Regions from separate parts of the Homo sapiens genome. Here region 2 is linked to region 1. Evidence: chromatin contacts called from ENCODE Hi-C or POLR2A ChIA-PET data. All regions are on one chromosome and are shown on one strand. The core of a region is the stretch at or near the end of the contact, and the rest is flanking DNA. Distances in the headings are between cores, read along the strand shown. Region 1 holds the start of HERC1 (HECT and RLD domain containing E3 ubiquitin protein ligase family member 1). Region 2 overlaps HERC1 (HECT and RLD domain containing E3 ubiquitin protein ligase family member 1).

What was found. Hi-C counts contacts between places; a loop is a spot of excess contacts on that map. ChIA-PET counts read pairs that join two places held with the same protein, here RNA polymerase II (POLR2A). Pooled maps may share reads with other maps.
Region 2: a loop to region 1 is called in a pooled map, with 2.5 times the contacts of the local background. The contact joins the enhancer-like site here to the promoter of HERC1 in region 1. A Hi-C loop is called at or near these places in 2 of 50 pooled maps. POLR2A ChIA-PET finds 5 or more read pairs at or near these places in 4 of 52 experiments (BJ, activated naive CD4-positive, alpha-beta T cell and naive thymus-derived CD8-positive, alpha-beta T cell).

Annotation. Positions count from the first base shown.
Region 1 is chr15:63,828,883-63,835,200 of GRCh38, reverse strand. HERC1 (HECT and RLD domain containing E3 ubiquitin protein ligase family member 1) reads left to right here and starts at 1,253. Exons shown (of 78, transcript NM_003922.4): 1 at 1,253-1,374. RefSeq lists enhancers at 1,065-1,194, 368-1,231, 1,232-2,097 and a silencer at 1,435-1,864.
Region 2 is chr15:63,707,935-63,714,667 of GRCh38, reverse strand. It overlaps HERC1 (HECT and RLD domain containing E3 ubiquitin protein ligase family member 1), which reads left to right. Exons shown (of 78, transcript NM_003922.4): 23 at 1,003-1,315; 24 at 1,773-1,893. Among named protein-coding and RNA genes, the nearest start is that of USP3-AS1, 110 kb to the right of the region's middle. RefSeq lists an enhancer at 1-416. Within about 2 kb of position 1,632, at least 3 of the 41 ENCODE cell types and tissues checked have a DNase peak (open chromatin) inside an H3K27ac peak, as active enhancers do.

The DNA of each region.
Region 1 (6,318 bases), core at 4-2,503:
AACTGGCATTATAAATTGACACATAAGGAACTGAGGTTCAGAGAGGTCAAGCAACTTGCCCAAGGTCACACACCTGGGGTAAGTGGGATTCCAGAATTCCCACCAGTGTCTGACAGTGAAGCACATGGCTCCTAACTCTTGGACTAAACTGCCTCATGTGACACACAAACATGTATCTAATTTAACCATGGGAAAGCACTCCCTCGTCTGTCTATACCGTAATTTCTTACATTAGTGACACATTCATGGCTTGTATGTTTGTGTGCTTCTCCTACGCCTCCAATTGGATTGCAAACTTCTGGAACGCAGAGGCCAACTCTATTTTTTGTCCCCAAGTCATCGGTCAGTTTAATTGATGCTCGTTAGAATATCTGGAAGGAAAGACACCATGAAGGTGGCTGGAAAGGAGTAAAACCAGGTACAGAAGGAGGAAGATGGAGATGGGGTATTCACTCAACAATTTAATGTCCACTTGGACCTATGTTAGGCGCTGGAGATATGGTGAGGACTGAGCCAGTCTGTGTCCTTCCCCTCATGGGGTTTCACGTGGAGGTCGAGGTCATGATCAAGGATGTAAGTCACCCAAAGGACACTACTGTGTTCCCAAGCAGAAAAGAAAACCGAGGAGCCAGGCCCTGGCATCTGCAGGGTTCTGGCAGTCCCATAAGGCGCAAAGACATGAACAAGGTGGAAGAGTAGGTCAAGTGAAACGCTTTTATGTGATTGAACTTAGCCGGCCGGAGGGCCGGGGCCGCTGCGATGAGAGATAAAGAGCGTGGGGCGCCGGGTGCGAGGCGGAGATAAAGGGGTGAGGCCCTGGCCCTGCCGCCGGCCGTAACACGTGTCCCTTCGCCTGGCGGCGGGGTCTTCCCTGCCCACCACGAGGAAAAGGGGGCGCACTGCATGGCCCCCCACTCCTCACCACCCTTTGTGAAACGCCCCCAATTGTGCTTCATCTGTGGAGTCAGGTCCCCGCAGGCGGTCGGGGCTGCCCGGATTCCGCGACGGCTGAAGGGTGAGGGCCGCGCGGTAGCAAAGTGTCCCCAGCACCTAGCTTGGCTCCCCTCGCTCCCAAATCCCTTTCCCCTTTTCGCTCAACCCCCAACTCCACCTCAGCCGCCTTCCTCTCGGTTCCCCTTTCACCTCCCGCGCTGGGCCTGTTGGGCGGGGCGAGGGCTCCCGGCTGCGCGAGAGTTCCGCCCAAATCTCGTGAGACTCGCCTGACGCCGCCGCTGCTGCCGCCGCCTCTTACGTCTTTCCCTTTGACAAGTCGCTGCTGCTGCAGCAAAAATAAAGGACGCGACCGCCGCAGCCTCTGCGGAGCCGGGCTCGGGTCGCCGGAGCCGCGCCCCACCCCGCCAGCTCCAGAGCCACGTACGGTAACGCATCATCTACCGTCCTCCTGGTCCTGTGTGTGTGTGTGTGTGTGTGTGTGTGTGTGTGTGTGCGCGCGCGCGTGTGTGCTTTGCCGGCCGCGCAGGGCCGGCCGGGGCCGTTTCGGGACTGCAGCCGAGCGGGGCTGCTGGGGTCCCGGGTGGGCGGCAGGCGAGCTGGGGGAGCCCTCCTGGCGCGCCGCGGATCCCCCGGGTCCCCGGCTCTAGAGGCCTCCTGCCGCCCGGGCGCCTCGGAGCAGCGTAGAAGCCGAGGCGCCCGCGGAGAGGGCCGAGAGACCCGCCCCTCCAGCGGCTTACAACGTCTGTGCCCCGGCCCCGCTGTGGTCGCGTCTCTTTCTGCTTCATTCCTTTATCTGCTGACCAGCTCCTCTGCCCCGGCTGGGGCTCGGTCCGCGGGCGGCGGCCGACTCCCTCTCAGGGTCCGGGGAGTGCCGCGACCCCGGTGTCCCCAGGCGCCGGCCGCCTTTAGCGGGGTGGAGGCTGGGACGACGTGTCTTCCTCCTCTCCTCTGCCTTTGGGTGAGGGCAGCTCATCATCTGCTAAACCTTTCTCCAAATCTCCCGCCCCAATAAAACAACAAATTATAAAGCCTTTGCAACCGGGAGGCGAGGCGGGGCGCATTGTTTAGTCTTAAGCGTGAGATGAGGATGATGATGGTGATGACAGGAGCTACCCCGGGGAACATGGTGAAATCTGTTCTGTGATGGGTGGCAGGTTACTGGGAGACACGAGGAGGACAGGAGCTTGTACCACCTCTCCCAGGAGGTTATGTAAAAGACATGTTATCTTAGAGAGCTGTGAAACACAGGGACAGATTTGTCTTAGTTTAAGAAATGTCTATAATACTTAGAATATAGAGATAATTAAATGATGGGAATAACAAATCTGAACAAACTAACCCATCTTTGTAATTCCATCTCCAGAGGTGGCATTTCATGGTTAACATTTTATTGTATTTCCTAACAGACACATTTTTTTTTATCCTTGCTTGGGACTTCCTCATTCTATATTTGTTCCAAAAATGATTTATTTTATTTGAATCAGTTCTCTGGCCTGCTTGATTAAAACTGGCTGCTAGTTCATTATCACTGGCTGAACTCTGCCATCACTATCTTTTTCACTGGGCCCTTTTCCAAAATGATTGTTAGCTAAGTGGTTTGAAAAATCAAACGTTAAAACATTGTCTGTTTGGGTCTAGTACCTATGTATATATTATATTTTTACAATTCTGTTAGTGGTGGTTGCTCAAAATGGGGCAGTATTTGTAGAAGGGAAAGAAACTATGATTATTCATAGTGGGAAGAAACCTATTTACCTCAGGTTTTATGAAATTGATTTCTACTGGATATTTTTAGACCAAAATTGTTCTGTGACATTGTTTCATAGTGCCTGTTGTGATTAGTGTGGGATGAGTATGTCTCTTTGATATATGTGTTTCCATAGCCTGCGTTTATACAAGCAAAATTGAATGTCCTAGGTGCCTGTCTTATGCATAAATGTACGTATATATGTATAGAGACACACACACACACACACGTATTCTGCACCTATACACATTTATATATCTTGGAAGTGAGTTAAGATGTATTGCTATATTATTTGAGAAAAGATAGCATTAGGAAGGGCAAAGAACAGTCATAATATTTCCCCCAAATCACATGACAAGGTTGTATGGCAGAATGAGATATCTAGGGAGGTTGGAAATCTGGAGCCTTTTAAAAATAGGATAGATTGTCATCTGGGGTTGTTGTTATTGGAATGGATTAAATGGCCTATTAAGGCCTCTTGTAATTCTAAACTTTTATGAATTTTGCGTTCCCTAAGGTTCTTATCATTTTGCTTCTTAAATTTCCAGTCATGCTGTTTGCATGTGACACATCCATTCATTTGCTGGTCATGTATTCCATTTCCAATGCAGGCACCCTGATGTTGCATGGAAGAGAAAGCAAATGTAAATGCGTCACTTAATCTGCTTATTAATATAAACATCTCTTGAAAATCTCAATTTAAAGAAATTTTGGAGAATGTGTTGGTGATTGGACTGGATTGGGTTAGTAGAGGGTGCAAATAATAAATAGTAATAACAATTCCAACGTTCCAAGCATGTTTTCCCCCAAAAAAGTCATACTGAATACTCCCTAATATTTGAAATAGAAAAAAAAGGGGGCTGGGTATATTGAAGGAGCTGACCTTTTAAAATTTTTAAAATTCAGATTTTCAGATCTTAAAATGATGATAATGATGACATCGTGGCTTGGAGAGTGAGAAGGTTGTGTTAGGATAAAAAGAAACTTGTGAAACAAAACTTGAATGTTATAGTTGGATAACTATATAATAGCAAGTAACAAACTTACTATAATCTGTTGAAGCTATTTTTAAAAATTGTAAATAGAACTTTTGGCCAGATTACAGTAGCTCACGCCTGTAATCTCAGCCCTTGGGGAGGCCGAGGTGGGAGGATGGCTTGAGCCCAGGAGTTTAAGATCAGTCTGGGCAACATGGTGAAACCTTGTCTCTATGGTAAATACAAAAATTTGCTGGACGTGGTGGTGCATACCTGCAATTCCTGCTATTAGGGAGGCTGAGATGGGAGGATCAATTGAGCCTGGGAGATTGAGGCTGCAGTGAGCTGTGATTGCACCACTCTACTCCAGCCTGGGAGACACAGTGAGACTCTATCTCAAAAGCAAAATAAAACAAAACAAACAACAACAAAGGTCTACACAACTTTGGCTTAACATACACATGAAATACATTGTTGTGAGCATGTATTGCAGATTATCATGATGTTGAAAACATAAAAAGTTGGTCAAATCATTTACAGAGAAGTTTGCAAAGCCAGGAAGGTCACATCTGCTAGCATTTTCTTTAACTACAAAAAGTGAAAAAGAGCATAAAGTAGTTGTTTACTTACTAGATGCCAGATCCGATTTTCATGATTTTAGTTTGTTCTGATGTTGCCTACCGGGCTCTCTAAATTAATGGGACTGTTAAATTTCAGATGAGATCCTTGAGCAAGAAGATATGACAGTTGTATCAGATGATTGGTTGATGGATTTTATTTATTTTTAATGATTTATTTAGAAATAATGTTAGACTTACAGAAAAGTTACAGAGAGAGTACAGAGTTCTTACATACTCTTCACCAAGCTCCCCCTAATGTTAACAACTTACATAACCATAATACAGTGATCAAAACCAGAAGTTAGCATTGGTGTAACTCTATTGACTATAGATTTTACTTAATTTCACTGGTTTTTCCCCATTAATGCCTTTTTTTTTGTTCTAGGGTCTAATCTAGGTTCCCACGTTGCATTTAGTTGTTGTGTCTTCTTCATTTCCTCCAATCTCTGACAGTTCCTCAGTTTTTGTTTTTCACGACCTTGACATTTTTGATGAGTACTGTTATTTTTTAGAACTTCTTTCATTTTGGGTTTGTCTGATGTTTTTTCTCATGATTTGATTGAGGTTAAGCATGTTTTGCAAGAAAACTACAGAAGCGATGTTGTGTCCTTCTCAATGCATCATATTGGGGGTACATGGTGTTGACATGTCTTTTTGCTAGTGGTATTTTAACTTTGAACCCTTAGCGGTATTCTTCACAGTAAAGTTACTATTCTTCCCTTTATTGTTCATACATATCTTGGGGGAGACACTTTGAGACTGTGGATGTACAGTTTCTCCTCAAACTTTCTCCCATTGATTTTTAACATCCATTGGTAGATCTTGTCTGCAACAGTTATTACTGTGGTGTTTGGCTAATCATGATTTTGTATTTCCCTCATTCCTTCTGCATTTATTAATTGGAATTCTTTAAGGGAGAGATGTCCCCTTTCCCTCACTTATTTATTCAATTATTTGTTTATATTAGTGTGTTCTTATGGGATCTCTATTTTCTATGGATTATAATCCAATACTATCATTATTTATTTTGTTGTTCAAATTGTTCCAGCTTTGGCCATTGGAAGCTCTTTCAGGTTGGCCTCTACCCTTTTTCAAGCACTTTCTTATATTCTGGGGCCACAGGCTGTTCCATGCTCATCTTATTTTTCCTTGCACCAGTCCTGGAGTCGACTACTTCTCCAAGGAGCTCTGGTTTCTTTTATTGGAGAATAGTATTTAAAATCAAAATCTGTATACTCGGTATGTTTATTGGAGTTTTATTGCTCCCAGGACTTCAGTTGGCAGAACTAGGAAATATATCAGTATATTATATATATATATATATATATATATATATATATACACACACACACACACACATACATATATGTGCACACATATTATTTATATATGTGTGTGTGTGTATATATATATATATATATATTTATATAAACATATATGTGCACACACACACACACATACTGACGTTTCTTTCTTTTTTGAGACAGGGCCTCACTCTGTCACCCAGGCTGCAGTGCCGTGGCGTGATCATAGCTTACTGCAGCCTTGAACTCCTGGGCTTAAGCCATCCTTCCACCTCAGCCTCCCAAGTAGCTGGGACTACAGATGTGCACCCACCATGCCCCGCTGATTTTTTTTTAATTTTTAGTAGAGACGAGGTCCTGCTGTTTTGCCCAGGTTGGCCTTGAGCTCCTGAGCTCAAGTTATTCTCCCACCTTGGCCTCTCAGAGTGTTGGGATTCCATGCGTGAGCCACAGTACCCTGCCTGTATTCTATATATATTTAAAACCATGGGTTCATATTGACACCTATTCTAATCCAGTACCACAAAGTTCATTCTAACCTTCTCCCGTTCCTTCTGTCTCTGTCAGAAACCTGGCTTTCATGATATAGAGTAAGTATACTCACTTATTTGTTGACTTCTAGAATACACATGAAGTGGTTACAGATTGCTAACCTGTACCCTAGTGAAAAATGTATTTACTAATTAGTGTATTTGTATGTAGTTATTTTTGCTTTA
Region 2 (6,733 bases), core at 383-2,882, 120 kb after region 1:
CTGAGGCAGGAGAATCGCTTGAACCTGGGGGTGGAGGTTGCAGTGAGCCGAGATCGTGCCACTGCACTCCAGCCCGGGCGACAGAGTGAGACTCCATCTCCAAAAAAAAAAAAAAAAAAAAACAGAAAAAGGAAAAAAAGAAGAATACTGTCTTCGCTCCAAATTTGTGCAAAAAATTTCTTTTCTAATGTGAAATATCTACCACTGCATCAGAACCTTGTTAACTCCACTGATGGAAAGGCTGGCATCAGATGGGTATTCCTGGTGATGCCATCTCACTCTGGAGGCAATCTTGCCCCATATATTAAAACTAAATTCTGTTTCAGCAAAGACCTTTAGTGACAGTGCTTATTTAATGTGTTTAAGATACAGCAAAGTGTAGATGGTAGGGATTATATGGACTTTGGAAGGGGAAAGGGAATTTTTTGTTGTAACTAATATAACTTAAATTTTGTCCGTTTTTTTTTTCTTTTGAAACCTCACATTTTTCACACCAAGCTTGTGAACGTTTCAGAAATAAGCAGTTATTTTTACCTAACCTTGTGCTTCACAGGCTTTTATGGGCTTCAAAATCAGCTGAAGGGCCTTTAAAACACAGATTGCTGGGTCCCCCACCTAGAGGTTCTGATTCAGAAGGTCTGGGGTGGGCCTGATAATTTGCATTTCTAACAAGTGCCCAGATGATGTGGGTACTGCTGGTCTGGGACCGTACGTTGAAAATAACTGATCCAATTCATTAATAACATTTGAATTGTGATTACATTAAAATTCTGTAAAGGCAGATTAGTATTTCCTAATGTAATTTTTATGAAAATATAGTATTTTAGTATATTTTAAATGTAATTTTAACTAAGTTAACTATGTTGTATATAATGTCTAAAAAATAATTTTTCCCTCTTTCAGTAAGTTTTTGGTCCAAACTTTTTGACTATTTTTATTGTTATTTTCTTTGCTCTTCTCTCCCCATGTGTTAAGACCTTGTTTTTGTGTTGCATGTTACAGAAATCTTTCAGTGTTTCCTCTCAGCCCGTGAAGTAGCTCGTAGCCGAGACCGAGATAGAATGAACAGTGGGGCAGGGTCTGGGGCTCGAGCTGATGATCCACCTCCTCAGTCTCAGCAAGAGCGAAGGGTCAGCACAGACCTTCCTGAGGGTCAGGATGTGTACACTGCTGCATGCAACTCCGTGATCCATCGGTGTGCCCTGTTAATATTAGGAGTAAGTCCTGTGATAGATGAGCTTCAGAAGCGAAGAGAAGAAGGACAGTTGCAGCAACCTTCAACAAGTGCCTCTGAAGGGGGTGGACTTATGACCAGGTGGGACTGACTAGACACTGAAAACATGACCTACTCACTTCCCTTTATTACTTTATGCACTGAAATGGTTTGTTTCCAAAGTTACAGTGTTCTGATGTTAACATAGACATGAAAGAAGAAATGCAAATTGACTAGGATGAACTTAAAGTAAAGTAAATACTGATACTGATTCAGCATGGGCTATAAATTTCTGATTAAATGAGGAGGCACAATTTTTCGTATATATAAACAACAGCAGTGAAAAAGCATGTGAAGTTACTTGCATTGCTCTGTAGTTTAGTGACATGCAAATTATTTTGAGAAGGTCTTTGTGCTCAGACAAGAGTCAGGATTTCCTGTCAACTGACATTACTCCTCCCTGTGTGTGTATATTATCTCTGTGCTCCAATTCCATTCAATTTTATGTTCACTAACAGTCCTAAATCAAAAAACTTTTTTTTTTGTACATGTGAGACAGGAGTGAAAGTCTTACTGCAGAGAGCCGGCTAGTCCACACAAGCCCAAATTATAGACTGATCAAATCGAGGAGTGAATCTGATTTGTCTCAGCCTGAATCAGATGAAGAGGGTTACGCACTGGTAGGTATACCCAGATTCAGTAAAGAAAGATTTTTGTTTTCAAGGTATATGATATGTAAGGCTTTGGTTAGAGTAAGTAATATGTTTGTTTTAGACATATAAAAATTTTTTCAAAAATAACTTTAAGAGAAATAACTATATTGCATATATGTTTACCACATATGTGTTAATGGTTTCAATCTCTTGTTCTGACTTCTTTTTAAACTCTAAATTCATATATCTGACTCTTTGATGGACATTCCACCCGAATGAGTTGGGTTACCCCAATCTTAACCTATCTACAAGTGAACTCGTCTCTCTCCAAACCTGTTTCTCTTTTATTCCCTATTTTAGTAGGTGGTACATTAACTATCCAAGCAAGAAACTTGGGATCATCCTTGACTCTTTTTTCTTATCTCCTGATCCCTTTATTCTCCACCCCTTCCCAATCCAGTTAAGTCTTAAAAATTTTACCGTTAGTGTGTCTCCAATGTCCTCTCCTCTCCCTTTCCTTCTGCCACTGCTCTGTTTTAAACTTTCTCTTTTGAGTGGACGTGTGCAGAAGCCTTCAAACTGGTTGCCTCACCTCTTGCCTTGTGCCCACCTTCCACATTTCACAAGACTAACATATCTAAAGTACAAATCTGTTTATACCTCCTCTACTCAAAATCTTTTAACAGCTCTGTTAACTATCAAAAAAGCCTCAGAACCTGGACTGCAGGCATTTAGGGTAAAGATAAATAAGATGCTAATTTATATAAAAAGGAGGTGAGGTAAAGGTATGCTACAGTGTCACTGGTAAAATATAAAGCGAAAACTATCTAGAAGATTGCTTCTACTTGAGGAACTTTGGACTTGGAGTTAATTGGTAGCTAGGTTTTCAATTTGGCTGTTCCTCTGCCTTGTGTGTGATTCTATATGTGCTATGACCTCCCTGGGCTTTAGTGTCTTACTGTGTGATACGAAGATGGTAGTGCCTGTTGTGTATATGGTGATGTGTCAGACTTGGCTTCTGGTCTCGATTCTACTGTTAAAGAGCGGTGGGATCTTGGTCATATCATGTGACAGCTCATAGAGAAATGCTAGCGTTTGAGATGGACTTATCTATAAGCTCCATGTGTAATTCTGAAATTCCTCTGTTGTATGAACTGAGAGAAGGGATAGGAAAATATTTTTGAAAAAGTATAAAGTGCTACATAAAGAATAAGTTATTGTTTTAAAAAAGCTTCCATAAAGGATTCCTCATCTAAGGAAAGTTGAACAGTGTCTTTACGTTTCATTGTATCATGACATTTTGTTTATACTTCCTCCTTTTCTCCTTCATCTGCATTAATATCTCTGTGCTTCCACTTCATACTCCCAGTCTTATAGTCTAGTGAGATTCCTGTGCTCATTTATTTCTCTGTCAGTTAATTTTTTAAATCTGATCAATCTGACTCATTATCTAGTCTCCTAACTCTGTGATAATTTCCCTTTTTTTTGAGACAGGATATTACCCTGTCACTCAGGCTGGAGTTCAGGCTGCTCAGTGCAGCCTCGAACTCCTGAGCTCAAGCAATCCTCCTGCCTCAGCCTCCCGAGTAGCTGAGATTACAGGCATGTGCCACCATTTCTGGCTAATTTTTTAAATTTTTATGTCTTGCTCTGTTGCCCAGGCTGATCTTAAACTCCTGGCCTCAAGTGATCCTCCTGCTTCAGCCTCCCAAAGTGTTGGGATTACAGGTGTGAGCCACTGCACCCAGCTCCCAACCCTGCAATAATTTTGAAACATAGATCATGTCGTTTCTCTGCTCAGAGTCCTGCAATGACTTCCCTTTTCTCAGACTAGAAGTCTAAGTCCTTACAGGGGTCTATAGGCTCTTCATGGTCTGGTCCCACTACCTCTCTGATCTCTTCTGTTACTCTCCTCAGTGATTCTCCTTCTGTCACACTGGACTCTTAGCTGTTGCGTGAATCTGCAACACAAGTTCCCTTTAGGGCCTTAACTGGCTGTTTCTTAGGACTGGAATGCTATTGCCTGCATGGCTAACTCCCTCTCTTTCTTCAAGTCTTCATTCTGATGTTACTTTTTCCATGAAGCCTGTGCTGACCACCCTATTTAAAATGTCAATTTTCCTTCTTTTCCAAATAGTCACTTCCTGTCCCCCTTGCCTTGCTTTGTTTTTTCTGGGGCACCGATCACTTACTGTATAATTTAGTTATTCATTGATCAGTTAGTCTTAGTCTACATTAGAATATAAGCTCTTTAAGGACAGGAATTTTTTGCTGTTTTATTCACTTCTGTATCCCAAGCACCTATAATAGCACGTGGTAGGTAGTCAGGAAATTATTTTTAAATTTATAAATAACTGTCTAATCTATTTTGGCAAAATTTCCACATGCATTTGGTTTTTTCCTTTCTTTAATTGAAGTGCCCTATTACCTGTTTCTGGAGTAGGTATTTTCAAACTGGTCCCCCTACTTTTTCCAGTTTTGCTCCTTAGACACTTCTTTCCAAATTAGAACTCTTGGAAACACACATAACAACAACAAAACACCTACCTGCTGATTGTGCTACTTTCCTACTCAAACATCTTGTCTTACTGCAGAGAGATGGCTAGTCCACGCAAGTCCAAATTACAGACTGATCAAATCTAGGAGTGACTGCACTGCCTACTCGGAAATCAAAGATTCTGGGAAGTGTCACCTGCCTGCTTTTGGAACCAGTATTCTTCTGCAGTGGTCTGCATTTTTGCCATAGTAGTTCATCTGCCAGACCCCAAGCATACCTCTTGAGCCTTTGCTAAAGCACTATTTGCCTTAAAAGTTCTCCTAGGCTTCCTTGCTGATATCCTGTCTTTCCCTGAAGGACTGTCTAAAATGTTACCTCTTCCAGAAAGCTTTCCCAGCTACCTTACTCTCCCAGTTGTCCCATGACAGTTTGTTAGGATGTCTGATAATTTACCGTTTGTCTTATGTTGGACTTATTTATGTATTATTAGTATGTCTTCCCAGTAAACCCACTAGAAATCTAGGATTTTTTGGTTTTTATTTTTCCTAAATGCCCCTGATATCTCCTACACAGTGCTTTACATATTGTAAATGATTAATAACTCCTTTCAACTGAAATGAAAATATAGAAAGGAGGATGGGTAAAATTAAAGTGGTGTACTTTTGGGAAATCAGCTATGAAATCTGACTCAGAATAGGGTTAAAACTCACCATGGACTTTGACCTGTACAAGACATTTAACCTTCCTGAGCTCCAGTTTCTTTATCTTTGAAGTGGAGAATAATGCCTGTTGTACTTGCCTCAACTGTGTTGTGAAGAATAAATTTGGTAATACAATTTAAAATATCTGGAAAATTATAAATGGGGACAACAGATCAATGGAGGAGGATTGAGCTTAGATTTAATTGTTAAGATTGTTAGGTTTTCTGGTTGTTCACTTAGTTTTTAGAAAATTTTTAAAAAGACTAAAAAAAAACCCATTTTTAAAAAAGATTGGGCCAGGCGCAGTGGCTCATGCCTGTAACCCCAGCACTTTGGGAGGCTGAGGTGGGAGGATTGCTTGAGCCCAGGAGTTCGAGCCAGCAGTTCAAGACCAGCCTGGGAACATGCCAAACCTTGTCTTTACAAAAAAATAAAAAATATATATATATATTAGCTGGGTGTTGTGGTGTGCACCTGTCCCAGCTACTCGGGAGGCTGAGGTGGGAGGATCACTTGAATCTGGGAGGCGGAGGTTATAGTGAGCCGAGATGGCGCCACTGCACTCCAGCCTGGGTGACAGAGCGAGACACTGTCTCAAACAAAAAACACCAGATTGACTTTTGATCATCTTTCCTTATGGAATATTACAAAGATAGTGTCAAAAGATGGAAAAGACAAGAACTAGAGAGAAAGCAGATTCCATTTCAGATGAAGGGAGACCTGGGCTAAGCCTTCAGCTTCAGAGAGCCTGGGGTGGATGAAGAGGAGCAAGCACTTGGGATGGTTTGGGTTTTCCAGCTGAAATATGTTACCCTTCTATACTATATGAGGTTATTTAAGATTACCGTTCATATCTTTGATACCTCATTTATTCTGAATTGTTCGTAAATGAAATGCTTTTTAAAATGTTAGAAGTTAACTACTTTAATGTTAAATCTTTGTTTTAACCTTCTTTCATAAAATGTATTATATGACGTGTTATCTACTGTTATTCTCTGCTTGCTAAAACAGAGAATACCAACCCTAAGTTTAACTGTTTGACAGGTGTCATTTTTACTAACATTTCTTGCTACACCCTTCTAGTCTATTCCCTAGCTCCCTCGTTTCTGGCAGGATTTGATTTAGCATATGAAAACAGATACTTTACAAAAGGATAATTTAGATGAATGAATTAGGACTGAAAAAGGCTGAGAGAGGAAAATAAAGCCCTGGGTAAGATATTCTTATCTTGGCCCATATCCTGTGGTGTTCTGCTAGAGGTTGGTCACCACACAGGAAAAGCATAATGAGTTACATAATTCACAGTGTCTAAAAGATAAAAAACAAAATTGTTCAAGAGAACCAGATTTTTCTGGTTCTGAGGCCTGAGATTGTTTTCTTCCATGAGTCCTCATGGCAAAGGTACTATGTAATGAAAATGTTTTATTGCCTGACACAGTGATGCCTTGAGGAGCTTTATGATGACTATTTGGTGTTTTATCCAGCACCAAATGGTCCAAGAATATATAATACTTATTTCTGTTGATACATAGGTAGGTGAGTATAAGAAAATGTGTGTTTATCTGCACCAGGGGTACATGTATCTATATATATGACCAGGTAAAGATTTTATATAACATTTTCCAAATGAATCTGTTTTGTCACTTCTTCTTTTTTTTTTTTTTTTTTT